Regions from separate parts of the Homo sapiens genome. Here region 2 is linked to region 1. A link is a contact called in ENCODE Hi-C data. All regions are on one chromosome and are shown on one strand. Each heading gives the region's core, a stretch centred on a gene start or an enhancer-like site at or near the end of the contact. The rest is flanking DNA. Distances are from core to core; before and after follow the strand shown. Region 1 holds the start of SMC6 (structural maintenance of chromosomes 6). Region 2 holds the start of LDAH (lipid droplet associated hydrolase).

Evidence for each region. Hi-C counts contacts between places; a loop is a spot of excess contacts on that map. Pooled maps may share reads with other maps.
Region 2: a loop to region 1 is called in a pooled map, with 13 times the contacts of the local background. The contact joins the promoter of LDAH here to the promoter of SMC6 in region 1. A Hi-C loop is called at or near these places in 7 of 50 pooled maps.

What each region holds. Positions count from the first base shown.
Region 1 is chr2:17,751,759-17,759,197 of GRCh38, reverse strand. SMC6 (structural maintenance of chromosomes 6) reads left to right here and starts at 5,388. Exons shown (of 28, transcript NM_001142286.2): 1 at 5,388-5,572; 2 at 6,134-6,220. GEN1 (GEN1 Holliday junction 5' flap endonuclease) reads right to left here and starts at 5,060. Exons shown (of 14, transcript NM_001130009.3): 1 at 4,853-5,060. RefSeq lists silencers at 5,273-5,412, 5,553-5,912.
Region 2 is chr2:20,819,144-20,826,588 of GRCh38, reverse strand. It overlaps LDAH (lipid droplet associated hydrolase), which reads left to right and starts at 3,488. Exons shown (of 7, transcript NM_021925.4): 1 at 3,488-3,552. RefSeq lists enhancers at 3,305-3,694, 3,915-3,984, 3,787-4,612.

The sequences.
Region 1 (7,439 bases), core at 4,139-6,638:
AGTAGCATGTGCAATGAAAATTCAATCTGACGACACAAATACAACCCAGATTATCCTCTAAATAATGACCTTCATTCATTCCAGAAACACAAGGCAGGAGACAATAATATATTAAGTCAAAAGACTATCACCTTTATGCAGAAACCTTCTGAATAAAAAGTACTGTATTGTCTGTACCTTTAACAGAGTTCGTTCTAAAGGTAAATTTTCTCAAATTGCCCATGGGTGCAAAGAAAATAAATGCTGGAAGCGTTGCTGTCTGTGACTTACCCTGTTTTTCTGAACCTGAATTTTATAGTGTGGCCAGTGCTGCCATAAGTATTATTCCTTTTTTTTTTTTTTTTGAGACAGGGTCTCGCTCTGTCACGCTGGCTGGAGCGCAGTGGCGAGATCTCAGCTCAGTGCAACCTCTGCCTCCCAGGTTCAAGTGATCTGCCTGCCTCAGCCTCCCAAAGTGCTGGGATTACAGGCATGAGCCACCACACCCAGCCCTGCCATGAGTATTATTCTGTGTACTCATTTCTATGAAGTGTACAGTGACATCTATGGATGTCACTTTACAGATAAAAATATACAGACTTAAAGGTAAAGAAAGTATTTGGTAGTAACAGTGGCCCAGAATATTGTCTATTTCACATCCTGAAGCCCCACTGGTTGAATGTACCATTGTGGCATTAATTCAGTTACTGTGAAAAGTTGTGGTTAATTCTGGAAAAAGAGTGCAGTACAAATATTCTCAAAGTCATTATTATGAAGAGAAATGAGACAAATTATTAACCCATCAGAACACATTAAACCAAAAGTCTGAGAAGAAAGTTATTGACAGTTTTGCTTTCCTTTGTGACTCACGGTGCACACTGGAATAGATTGCTATCGAAGACAATTATGCAATTCCTTTGTTCTAATTTAATTTAAATGTGACCCTGACCCTAGCAGTCAAAATTTTAAATGCAGGTTATCTTCTGGTTTAGCAATATCTCTTCCAGGAACTTAAGATATGTTACGTGGTGTGTATGGATTTATACAACAATATTCACTGTAGCATTGTTTATAATAGTAGACACTGAGAAGAGCTAGGTCTCCATACAGGACTAATTAAGTAAATTATGGAATATTCAAACTAAATTAGATGATATAGCAAATAAATCAGTAGGATAGAAATACATGTACTAATAAAAAAACTGACCCAACTTTTAAAATGAAAACAGGTATGAATATGTTAGGGATGATTACAGTTCAGGGATGGCAAGAACCACTTTTCAAAACATATCCCTTTGTGTTGTTTCATTTTTAAAATACCATATGCCTGTATTACTTTTCAAATTAGAAAAAAGTTAAAAAATATGTGACCCTATTTATTAGGAGTTGGAGAAATAAACCAGAAATCTTTTTAGATGGTTTGCTTCTTGGCTAAATATTAAGTGACAAATTTAAATAGAATTCATGGGTCAAATTAAAAAGTACTGTTCTGCAAATTTACAAGTACTTGAATATTAAATACTACTTCAGTATAGCTTTTTGAGGGAAGAGAAATTCACATTTTCTGGTTTCCTTCAGATTGCCTAGAACTAGTCCTGTGGAGTTGGCCAGGGCACATATTTTCTCTGGCAACTTCCGGTTCTAAGGTTCAACATTCCTACCCTGTTTCTAATGATTCCTTTCGTAGGTTGACTACACATACACAAATGAATAGTAGTGAAGATTGCCACCTAGTGCAGTGATGTTTATGATGGCACACATAAACACACATTTATATATAGGACTGTGATGTTAACTGTATTCCTTCTGAGGGTTATGGTAAAAAAAAAAATAAAACAGCAATAAGGTAGACTCTTGATTTTATAAACTGCAGTCCTCTAAGTATTTCAAGTATATTAAGATCATTGTGTAAAGCTGTTAATTAAATATATTATTAACAGGGGGCAGCCATGCCTAAAAAAAAAAAAAAAAAGTCCAGCACTGATTCGATTATTGGAAACCCCTAAGCAAGATAAAGAGGGCTTTTAACCCCATAAATAATATCTTTAATATCACATGATTACTACAGTTAGAATTTAGTTTTTATTATTTCATTTCTTTTGTCGGAAACAAACCTGGTTTAAAGAATGATTAACCATGGTTAGTTCTGAAAGAGGAAAATTATGTGAAATGTACATTTTATTAGAAAGAACATCATAATATTTTAAGAACGCAATTAACTCCAAATCTCTGTTTCCATCATCAATTGTTTTCCATTCCTTATCACATGTTCTTTGCACCAGCTGTTCCGCGGAAGTGATATTAAGAAGCAATGGTTAAGACTGTAAAAGCATAAAACATTCCAAAAAAGGACAGAATGCAATAGCTTCTAAGATATTAAAGTACAACTACACTGAAAGATAGAACAGATGGTTCTTGCATGAGGTCATAATCAATGTGATGAGGTTATTTGAAAATGGCTCAGCATTAAGTAAAATTTAAAAATACTACACTAGCCGGGCATGGTAGCTCATGCCTATAATCCTGGCTCTTTGGGAGGTCGAGGCAGGCGGATCACCTGAGGCCAGGAGTTTGAGAACAGCCTGGCAAAATGGTGAGACCCCATTTCTATAAAAATAAATAATAAAAATTAAAAATACTACACCAAGAACTATGTATAATTTCATCTTGCTTTTTAGTTTTTTTTACTATGGTAAAATTTTAAATTTTTTTGGTGTGGGATTTGGTGAGTTCCCACTCAAATCTTTTATAATGAATAAGTATATTGATGTCAATCTGTTCATACAATCAACATATATATATCAAAAGAAGTCTAACATCTTCATAATTTTTTAAGAATTAGCTGTCACACAAGTCTACTTACATGAATCAATGATGTAAGAACAACACATAGCAAATAACTTTATAAACCTATTAATGGCTTAAATTGATTTAGCTTACTTATTTGAATCAACAAAGTCAGAACACATAGCAAACCACTTCATAAGCAATGGACTTCAGATAGGAAGCCTAGGATTTGGGTTTTGAATATACCACTGATTAGGTGTATGACCTTGGGAAGACATTTAACCGTTCTACAAAATGACAGGTATTAAACCAGATGCATTACAAGATTCTAATATCTGTAATCTAGTATTTAATATTTGAATTGCATGACCAACTGGTAGCATGGAATAAAAAAAAATCACTCTATTTCAGAAAGTATTGCTTGGTATAATAGAAAGAACATAAATTTCCATCTTAAAGGACTTAAGAATCCACTTCCAGTTAAAACAAAAACAAGTCCTTTGATGTAACCATATGGTGCCCATAAATCAATTTAAGTTCCTAAAACTTCCTTAAAAGCTAATAAGCTTTTATTGGTTAATTATAAAACTGAATGAGGTGAGAAAAACACAGAACCTTGTTAATTTCACTAATGAATCAAATTTAAAGAACATAAAGAGGTCAGGGGCTTAACTGATGCAAAAATACACACTTTATTAAAGCAAGTTTTGCAATTTAGTTCAGCTTTAAGAAAAACATTAGAAAATTTACTTCGGAAAAGCAGAAAATGCTTAAATTTCCCAATTTCCATTTAGATGAGTATATATTCATATAAAGACTGGTAAATGGTGAAAACTATTTCAATGCAAGATTATATTTTAAGGGATTTACCACATAATCTCAGTAACTAATGCTGTTCTTTAAAATTATTTTTTCAATTTTATTTTCATATGAATTTAGCCTAAACGTTGAGGCATACTTCACGTTTATCAATAAATACTTATTAAATGTCTACTATTTAACAGGAAAGCTTTATAGGTGCTGGAGATACAATAATGGAAGATCAAGCCCTGCATTTAAAGACCTTAGTAGGGTAAGTGAGACTGCAGATAAAAAGGGCTTAAGAGGTAAGAAAGCAAGCTATAGTTGTATTTAGGAAAAAAGGTCCCCCACTTAGGAATCAAGGAACGGTTCCTGAAGCAAGTGACATGTAAGTAGGGACCTCCCAACCGTGTTTCCCATTGGTTACAACAAGGCCAGATGTTTTGGTCTATTTTGACTATGTCATATTTTTCGTTGATCCATGGCAAGGGCCACAGTAGGAATATAATATATATGTGATTACTTTTAGAAATAAAAAGTGACTTTGATGTAAAGAATTCCATTACCGGAGGCCAGAATTTCAACATCAATTTATTTGGAGGTGGAGTGAGGTGGCAGTCAATGCATTATTTTCCCCACACAGAAGAGAAGATTTTGGAGTATGAAAAGTAGGTTACTTGTTAGGTCAGCATATTCATGGGAAGGGTTGTGTAAAGACTGAAGCGGGAGTGTGGGGTTGAGAAGGGCGCTGAAACCTAAGCCAAGGAAGTTAAGACTTCATTACTTCTGACGTTTATTTAGGGGGTTTACACTCTAGGTTACCGTGGGGGAAAGACTGATTGTAAATAACTACAATACCTTAAAGTAATTACTATAACAGAACTATATCCGAAATACAAGGTTAACACGGAAAAGGGAACACCCAACTGTGCCTATGGGGACCAGGGAGGGCTCTCCCGGGATGGCTTTGAGCGAGGCGTGGGAATTATCCCCATCGCATGCCCGGGGGAAGCACAGCGGGACCCAGCAGCTTCGGCCAAGCGCAAGCGGCCGGAGAACGCGCAGCTTTCCCGAGGCGGGGTGACGCAGGGCCCTCGCGAGTGGAAAACAGGGGCCAAGTCGCGGCCTGGCGGCTCGGTTCGGACTTCCTACTTTATTCAAAGGGAGTCATTGAAGGCGTTTTCGGAGGAGCAGCGAACAAAGAGCTCGTCCGTAAGCCAGATGGTCAAAGGAATCAGTGGGAGGACCCGGGCGGCGCCGTCTCTCCACGTCCCGCGGGACTTACCCGGACAACCCTTCCTCCTTGGCTCTGGAAGAAGCCCCTTCGTCATTTACCAGTTTGGCCTGAATCCTAACTACTGTGCCTCCAAATTTCTGAATTTTCTCAAAAGGAAAAAAAAAAAGGAAAGTCCTCTTTCTTTACCCAAGCAAAGACTAGCTCCCCGGGCTCAACCGCCAGGCCCAGGAGCACCAGGAAGCGTTTCGAATCCAGCGCCGGGCCCGCGCGGCCCCGCCTCTTCCGGGAAGTGACTGACCCCTTTCCCCCAATGGGGCCCGCTCGGCTTTCCCTTGCCGGCTCCCAGCCGGCCTAGCGGACGCATGCGTAGACCAGCTGCCGGGGGCGCTCAATTATCTTTCCCTTTTACTTAGGCAAATCACTCACCTCCCCCGAGTCCGGTCACTGCGGAGCCGCCCGTGCCTACCAGCTTCCCCCACCCGCTAAGGGGCACTTCCGGCCTCTCAGACTCCGGCGGCGCGAAACCCCGCAACTGCGCAGGCGCGGGCGGAGCCCGAAGGGAGGGAGGGCGGGGCGCAGGCGCGGTTAGTACCGCGGTGGGCGCCGGGGCTCCCGGGAATCTACCTTCTCCTGCGGCCGGCACGCGGTTCCCAGGGGGCCAGCGGCGGTCAGCCGAGGTCGAGACGCCCGCAGGGTGGCCTTAGCGGCCGGTCGTACCACGGCAGCCCCGCCGATCAGGTTCCTTTGGGAGACTTCGACTTGTTGGCGGTAGGGTGAAGGCGCGCGCTGTCGCTTTCCCTTGCTCCGGGGTTCATCCTCCGCCCGCTGCCCCCTTGGCTGGCGACCCCCAGCCACCCGGGAGAGGCAGGGTCAGCTGAGCTGCGGCGGTGTTCATGGTCGTCCTTGCGGGCCCGGGCGGGAGATGTCCGTTCCTCGGGCGGGTCGGGCGGCCGGCGGCACCTTCGCGCGCTCTCCGAGGCGGCACCGGTCTCCTGAGCCGCGGGAAACCTGGCGTCTGCTCCGGGCCGTCCCCTCCCAGGCGGCCGTCCCCTCCCAGGCGGCCGTCCCCAGACTCTCCCGGGCTGTGGCGAATAACTGTAAAGCGGGGAGAGGTCTGGGGAAAGCTGGGGTAGGGAGTGGCTCTTAGCATGAGTCTGATGATATCTCGCAGGCGGCAACTGGTGTGTTTAAAGGGTGTATGCAAAGATCACTGAAATCGGATTTGTCATTAAAGCCCAGTTTTACGAAAATGCAAATTGTATTACCTAGAAAAATTAACATGTGTTCAAAGGTTTACTGATGGCATTTCTCTGCCCTCATTTCTTACAGAAATGAACCGGAGAAGAATCCCAATTGGGAATTGCGGAAAACAGGACTCTAGGGTAGAGAAAGGTTGTAGAACCAATAGGGTTTGAGGTAATACTGTGAAAATTCTTAGAGCAATCATTTGGTGTTTGAGCCCTCAAGACAGAAGTTTTGTGAGCGCTTATTACTCTGCATATGTCACGAGTAGTAGATTAAAAGCCAGTGTTTTAAAGGCAAACTTCTCAGTAATATATATTCAAAGGAAAAAAGAAAAACCCAAATCTCCTGACTTTTATATGGTTGCAGTGTGATCTTTTAACATGTACAATAGTATATACAGTGGCATGCAGTTTGTTCCATGGGTGTGTGGGTAGAGAGGGAACATATTAGAACTTCTATTTAGATTTATTTCATTTGATTTCTACGTGAAACATAGGGTATTAATTTTATGTTGGAACATGTATTTCAAATTTCTTTTGCTTAATGGGTGCAAGTACAAAACGTTTGGAGGCCACTAGTATATTGCCTAAAAGCGTGTATTTATATCACAAAAAGCCAGAATTGTGTGACTCTGAGCAGGTTGGTACCACCTCTTTAAGTTTCAGTTCTTCTTATGCAAGTTGGAAGAAATAATACAGTTATCAGTGCATCCTCTGTATCCGTGGACTCAATCAAGGGACTGAAAATATTTCAGAGGAAAAAAAGTGGATGGTTGCACAGACTTTTTTTTGTTCTTGTCATTATTCCCTAAACAGTACAGTATAACAACTATTCACATAGCATTTGCATTGTGTTAGGTTATATAAGTAATCTAGAGATAACTTTTAAGTATGTGGGGAGGTTATATGCAAATATGACACCATTTCATATAAGGGACTTGAGCATCTGTGGATTTTGGTATCTGAGTGAGAGAGAGGGGCTGTCATTTTGGAACCAATTCTTAGGGATTGACTGTACCTAGCTGACAGGATTCTTAAATATGTGGACACAGAGAGGAAGAGAAAGTTATGTAGTTATATATCGACATCTGTCTGCAATCCGTATAAACCAGTTAGTATTGAGCCTGGCAAAAAGTACACAAGTCATGTTAAAGGTATTACAGTGAAAAACAAGTTTTATTCCCCAAAGGTTTATTTTACTGAGTGTATTTTACTGAATCTGTAGAATTTTATGTAAAACCTACCTAAATCTTGACTGTCATTTTTAGACCAAAGTTAGGAAAAATAATTAAAGCTGTACTTGGCTTACTTTTAGGAATTAGTAAGTAACTCAAAATTTTACCGTGATAGCTTGCATTATATTTAAGACACAATTAAATGCCATAGTTCTT
Region 2 (7,445 bases), core at 2,239-4,738, 3.1 Mb before region 1:
TTTTTATTTTTGTGGGTACATAGTAAGTGTATATATTTATGAGCTCATGTTAAAATTTAATCCCCAAAGGGGAGTATTAAAAGATGGGACCTTTATGGGGTGATTGAATCAGGAGGGCTCGGCCCTCATGGATAGATTAATTCCTTCATAGATTAATGGATCAATAGGTTAATGAATTAGATTAAGGGGTATCATGTGAGGGGAACTGGTGGCTTTCCAAGAAAAGAAAGAGAAACCTGAGCTAGCACACTCAGCCTCCTGGACAAGTGAGGCCCTGTGCTGCCTTAAGACTCTTCAGAGAGTCTTTCACCAGGTATAGCCCCTCGACCTGGGACTTCTCAGCCTCCATAACTGTAAGAAATAATTTTTTCTTTACAAATTAGCCAGTTTCTGGTATTCTACTATAAGCAACAGAAAATGGACTAGGACAAGACCTGAGCTGAGCCAATCAGAAATTCTTCCCCGGGTATTAGGAATTAAAATCGAAAGAGGGAGAAAAAAGAATCTCTGTGTGGCTGTCCCTCTGCATCAATCTGGACAGGCTGTGTGGCACTGTGGTAAGAAACAACAGCAACAACCTCCAAAGCCTTAAGCAACAAAGGTTTATTTCTTATCACAATATGTGTTGCTATGGTTTGGATATAGTTTGTCCCCAAAAAGACTCATGCTGAAATTTGGTCCCCAGTGTGGTGATGTTCAGAAGTGGGGCCTATGGGGAGGTGTTGGGGTCATGGGGTGGATCCCTCATGAAGAGATTGTTGCTGTTCTCGCCAAAGTCAGTTCTTGTTCTGAGACACAGCAGAGACCCCTCTTAAGGGCTTGCAGGGCACTCTCCACCAAAAGATGAAAATAAAAAAAAATCTTGACTTCCTTAAAGAAAATTCCAGACATCTAGCTAGTCCTAAAAACAAAAACAAAAACAAAACAAACTTAAAAGCAAGAAGATAATAAGAGCTTAAAACAATAGCCAAAAAATTAATGTCACGGGATATTGTATTTCCTATAAAAACTAAAGGTAACATCTTAACATATGTCCCAAGTTGTTTTTCAGAAACCCAGATCCCCACTAAATGGATCCACTGGCACACAGGCCTCAAATAAGGGAGAATTGAAGGCTAAACTCTGACTACTATTCTTTGTTCTAAATTTCTTCTTGAGGTGCTTAAAGGAGGCCATGCCCATGAGCCCAAGCTAATATCCTTTTCTGCTGATATCAAATTTTTAGAGAGTTTCACCTTCTTAACAAATCACAAATCAGAAAATCCTTAAATTCCACCTATGACCTGTGGGCCCCCCTCTTTGAGATGCCCCGCCAATGCACGGCAGGCAAGCCCCAAATTGGGGATTTGCCCAGTAGAGTTCTTAGCTTCGCCAAGAAAGAATTCAAGGGTGAGCCGGTGGTGTTAAATAGCAACTTTTACTGAAGTAGTAGTGTCCAGAAGCAGCAGAGATACTGCTCCTTGCAGAGCAGGGCTACCCCATAGGCAGTGTGTCCAGAGTAGCATCTGAAAGGCAGTTCTTCTGTCATATTTATAATCATTTTTAATTACAGGCAAATTAAGGGGTGAATTATGCAGAAATTTCTAGGAAAAGGGTGGTAACCTCTGGGTTGTCAGGTTGTTGCCATGGAAAGGGGCATTAATATGGAAAGCTGCTTCCTCCCTGCCCCTGTTTTAGCTAGTCCTCAATTTGGTCTGGTGTCCAATTCCTGCATCCTACCTCACTGCATTTTTAGGTTAAGCCAATATATAACCTCCATATATTGATTTATGACTTTGCCTATAACCTCTGACACCCCTGCATTTAAAAACCCTTACCTATAAACAATTAGGGAGTTCAAGACTTAAGCACTAACTGACCAGTTCTCCTTGCTTGGGACCCTACAATAAATGCCTCACTTTCTTTCACTATAATCCTGATGTCAGTGTTTGGTCTTGCTGCACAGGCAATTGGACTCCAGTTTGGTTTGATAACAGCTCTTGAGAGATTGGAAAAGAGAGAGTCCCTGAGAGAGTGGGTTGTTTTCCACCTCCTGTTTGGTCTGTTTTCACATGTATCAGCTTCCCCTTTGACCTTCTACCATGTTGTGACACTGCACAAAAAACTCTAACCAGAACTGAGCAGATGCTCACACTATGCCCCTTGAGCTTTCCAATGTGCAGAACCATGAGCTAAGTAAACCTCTTTTTTAAATCCAAGCATACTTTGAAGATATTGGGGGTTCAGTTCCATACTACCACAATAAAGCAAACATCACAATAAGGCAGTTCACAGAATTTTTTTGGTTTCCCAGTGCATATAAAATTTATATTTACACTGTACTGTAGATTATTGTGTACAACAGTATTATGTCTAAAAAAAGTACATACTAAGAAAAGAAAAATAGCCCAGAGCTGTCTGAGCTATGTGAGGTATGCAAAATTTATTAGACCCGGACAGAAGTGAATACTGGCTTCCGCCACGCCTTCCCATGCCTTAGGGCAATTGTTAAAGGCATTTTGTTCTTTATTAGCTGCCTCACCCATTATCTTTATGTTCCTGGAATTTGTGATACAAGGAAGAAAGCATAGCCAGTCAATAGCTTAAGTTTTTTAAATATAAATTCTTGGTAAACAAGTTAAGCTCTGCCTCCTCTCCTTTCCTTAAAAACCGGCTCACGCCTGTAATCCCAGCACTTTGGGAGGCCGAGGCGGGTGGATCATGAGGTCAGGAGATCGAGACCATCCTGGCTAACAAGGTGAAACCCCGTCTCTACTAAAAATACAAAAAATTAGCCGGGCGCGGTGGCGGGCGCCTGTAGTCCCAGCTACTCGGGAGGCTGAGGCAGGAGAATGGCGTGAACCCGGGAAGCGGAGCTTTCAGTGAGCCGAGATTGCGCCACTGCGGTCCGCAGTCCGGCCTGGGCGACAGAGCAAGACTCCGTCTCAAAAAAAAAAAAAAAAAAAAAAAAAAACCTACTCCGACTGCTGCTAATTGGAGTGTATATTCAAGGCAACTTGAATCTAAGCTCCTGAGTGGCCATTCTCAAGCACTGAGCCCAAATAAACTCTATACTTAATATTATTCTCTGAATTTTCTTAAAGTTGGCAACACCTTAATTAAAAAAATACTTTATTGATCATGCTTATGAACATGATCAAATGAGAATCAACTTTCCTGTGTATGTGGGGAAGATATGCAACTAGTAACGCAGAAAGAGGGAAATGGGAAGAGGGAGAAAAGAGGGGCAGACATGGAACAAATGAGAGAGAAGGAAAGGGAAGCCAGAAGCCAGAAGCACATCAAGGATGACAGAAAATAAAAGGCGGATAAAATTCAAATGAAAAAGAAAGGAAAACCCCGACACCCTCCAAGAGGTCTCTCTGATCTGGACCACCGGCTCCAAGCCAGTAAGAAATCTCCCAGCCAGCTGTGCGCCGCGCGCCAGGCTGACATCGGCTTCCCGGATCAGCTCCGGCGCGGTACTGTGACGTCACCTGAGGGGGGCACTTCCGGTCTCGTGCCGCCTTCCCAGGACCCTCAGGGAGAGCGGGCAGCCTTCCAGGTGGACAGGTGAGGTACAGCTTGCCGAGCTCAGGGTGACTGCCCAAAGGAAGGACGGGTGGGCAGGCACGCGGGATCTGGCGCCCCTTCTTCTCTATGGTTCCTCGCAGAGCCCCTGTTGCCCTGGGCCAGATGGCCCGTAGCAGCAAAAATAATACTGTTCCGACAGCTCGCGAGTTCGGAGCCACTTGGCCTGGGAGTCCCTTGAGTTGCAGGCCGGGCAGTCGCTCACCCGAGCGCGGTAATGCAGCATTTGAACCCCTAAGTGTAGCCCACCTGTAGGGAGTCTTATGGTGCCCCCGCGGAGGAGTAGAGGCCAAAAAGTTGGGCAGCTGGCCGGGAAGAACTCGCTAGGAGGGGTCAAACTCTGGGCCGGGAGTGTTCTTTGCCCCCGGCGTTTAGTGCTCACGCCGCCTTTTATTCACGCTGAAGACCTTAACCGTAAACCCTCATCCTTGGGTCTTAGTTTGGTTTTGTTCCCCACGCAAGACAGAATGCAGATTGGAACACTTTATTCCTTGGTTAATTCGTATCTTCCCTCGCAAGTAGTTACCGGACACCTGCTTTGTGTCCTGTGTACCAAACACAAGAGTTGATAGTCCTGGCCGGGCGCCGTGGCTCACGCCTGTAATCCCAGCACTTTGGGACCCCGAGGCGGGCGGATCAGGAGGTCAGGAGATCGAGACCATCCTGGCTAACACGGTGAAACCCCATCTTTACTAAAAATACAAAAATAAATACATAAATAAATAAATTAGCCGGGCGTGGTGGCGGGCGCCTGTAGTCCCAGCTACTCGGGAGACTGAAGCAGGAGAATGGCGTGAACCCGGGAGGTGGAGCTTGCAGTGAGCCGAGATGGCGCCACTGCACTCTAGCCTGGGCGACAAAGTGAGACTCAGTCTCAAAAAAAAAAAAAGAGTTGATAGTCCTTGAGTTGAAAGAACAAATCTGTATGGAGAAAGAGATACAACCAAAAGAAACCCAGAAGATTTAGAAGCATCTCCAGAATGTTTATTCTCAAAAGCTGTTTTTTAATTAAACTTCTTTCTGAAACTATACGTAGGAGTGTCTCTTGTGTGTTTCCCCATTTTTCCACCTGAAGGTTAAAGACTTAGAAACCTGCTAAGGCCCCTCTTTCCAGCATGTAGCATTCTAGGGGGATAATCAGGGCAACACAGTGGGTGCCCATCTAAAATTTTATATTTTAATATTTTGCTTTTTGATAACTTAATGCCTTCAGACTGGAGGATTTTTTCTTTCTTTTTTTTAATTTTTTTAAAATTATACTTTAAGTTCTAGGGTACATATGCACAACGTGCAGGTTTGTTACATATGTATACATGTGCCATGTTGGTGTGCTGCACCCATTAACTTGTCATTTACATTAGGTATATCTCCTAATGCTATCCCTCCCCACTCACCCCACCCCACAACAGGCCCCGGTGTGTGATCTCCCCCTTCCTGTGTCCAAGTGTTCTCATTGTTCAATTCCCACCTATGAGTGAGAACATGTGGTGTTTGGTTTTTTGTCCTTGCGATAGTTTGCTGAGAATGATGGTTTCCAGCTTCATCCATGTCCCTACAAAGGACATGAACTCATTCTTTTTTATGGCTGCATAGTATCCCATGGTGTATATGTGCCACATTTTCTTAATCCAGTCTATCATTGTTGGACGTTTGGGTTGGTTCCAAGTCTTTGCTATTGTAAGTAGTGCTGCAATAAACATACATGTGCATGTGTCTTTATAGCAGCATGATTTATATTCCTTTGGGTATATACCCAGTAATGGGATGGCTGGGTCAAATGGTATTTCTAGTTCTAGATCCCTGAGGAATCGCCACACTGACTTCCACAATGGTTGAGCTAGTTTACAGTCCCACCAACAGTGTAAAAGTGTTCCTGTTTCTCCACATCTTCTCCAGCACCTGTTGTTTCCTGACTTTTTAATGATCACCATTCTAACTGCTGTGAGAAGATGTCTCATTGTAGTTTTGATTTGCATTTCTCTGATGGCCAGTGATGATGAGCATTTTTTCATGTGTTTTTTGTCTGCATAAATGTCTTCTTTTGAGAAGTGTCTGTTCATATCCTTCACCCACTTTTTGATGGGGTTGTTTGTTTTTTTCTTGTAAATTTGTTTGAGTTCTTTGTAGATTCTGGATATTAGCCCTTTGTCAGATGAGTAGGTTGCAAAAATTTTCTCCCATTCTGTAGGTTGCCTGTTCACTCTGATGGTAGTTTCTTTTGCTGTGCAGAAGCTCTTTAGTTAAATTAGATCCCATTTGTCAATTTTGGCTTTTGTTGCCATTGCTTTTGGTGTTTTAGACATGAAGTCCTTGCCCATGCCTATGTCCTGAATGGTATTGCCTAGGTTTTCTTCTAGGGTTTTTATGGTTTTAGGTCTAACATTTAAGTCTTTAATCCATCTTGAATTAATTTTTGTATAAGGTGTAAGGAAGGGATCCAGTTTCAGCTTTCTACATATGGCTAGCCAGTTTTCCCAGCACCATTTGTTAAGTAGGGAATCCTTTCCCCATTTCTTGTTTTTGTCAGGTTTGTCAAAGATCAGATAGTTGTAGATGTGTGGTATTATTTCTGAGGGCTCTGTTCTGTTCCATTGATCTATATCTCTGTTTTGGTACCAGTACCATGCTGTTTTGGTTACTGTAGCCTTGTAGTATAGTTTGAAGTCAGGTAGCGTGATGCCTCCAGCTTTGTTCTTTTTGCTTAGGACTGACTTGGCAATGCAGGCTCTTTTTTGGTTCCATATGAACTTTAAAGTAGTTTTTTCCAATTCCATGAAGAAAGTCATTGGTAGCTTGATGGGGATGGCATTGAATCTATAAATTACCTTGGGCAGTATGGCCATTTTCACAATATTGATTCTTCCTATCCATGAGCATGGAATGTTCTTCCATTTGTTTGTGTCCTCTTTTATTTCATTGAGCAGTGGTTTGTAGTTCTCCTTGAAGAGGTCCTTCACATCCCTTGTAAGTTGGATTCCTAGGTATTTTGTTCTCTTTGAAGCAATTGTGAATGGGAGTTCACTCATGATTTGGCTCTCTGTTTGTCTGTTATTGGTGTATAAGAATGCTTGTGATTTTTGCACATTGATTTTGTATCTTGAGACTTTGCTGAAGTTGCTTATCAGCTTAAGGAGATTTTGGGCTGAGACGATGGGGTTTTCTGAATATACAATCATGTCATCTGCAAACAGGGACAATTTGACTTCCTCTTTTCCTAATTGAATACCCTTTATTTCTTTCTGCTGCCTAATTGCCCTGGCCAGAACTTCCAACACTATGTTGAATAGGAGTGGTGAGAGAGGGCATCCCTGTCTTGTGCCAGTTTTCAAAGGGAATGCTTCCAGTTTTTGCCCATTCAGTATGATATTGGCTGTGGGTTTGTCATAAATAGCTCTTATTATTTTGGGATACGTCCCATCAATATCTATTGAGAGTTTTTAGCATGAAGAGCTGTTGAATCTTGTCAAAGGCCTTTTCTGCATCTATTGAGATAATCATGTGGTTTTTGTCTTTGGTTCTGTTTATATGCTGGATTACGTTTATTGATTTGCGAGGACTTTTTTCTTTGTTAAAATGTTGCTCTGCTTTCAGCATTTTCTCCCTTGTAGTATTACCATAATGTATTTAAGATTGAGCACTTAATTCTGAAGTCACTTTAAGTATACCTCAACCAAAGGGAAATTAATATATTATTTCTAATGAGTGTATTTAATATAGGTAAGTAGTTTGTACACTTGTGAAATTCTTGGCATTAATTGATGTCCAGAAGCTGAAAGCTACTCTCTGGTACATTAAAAAAAAATTGTGTGTGTAATTACAAGAAAGTTTGATGTCACAGTTGCAAAGGAGTTGTGCAAAACAAATTGCCTTTTTCC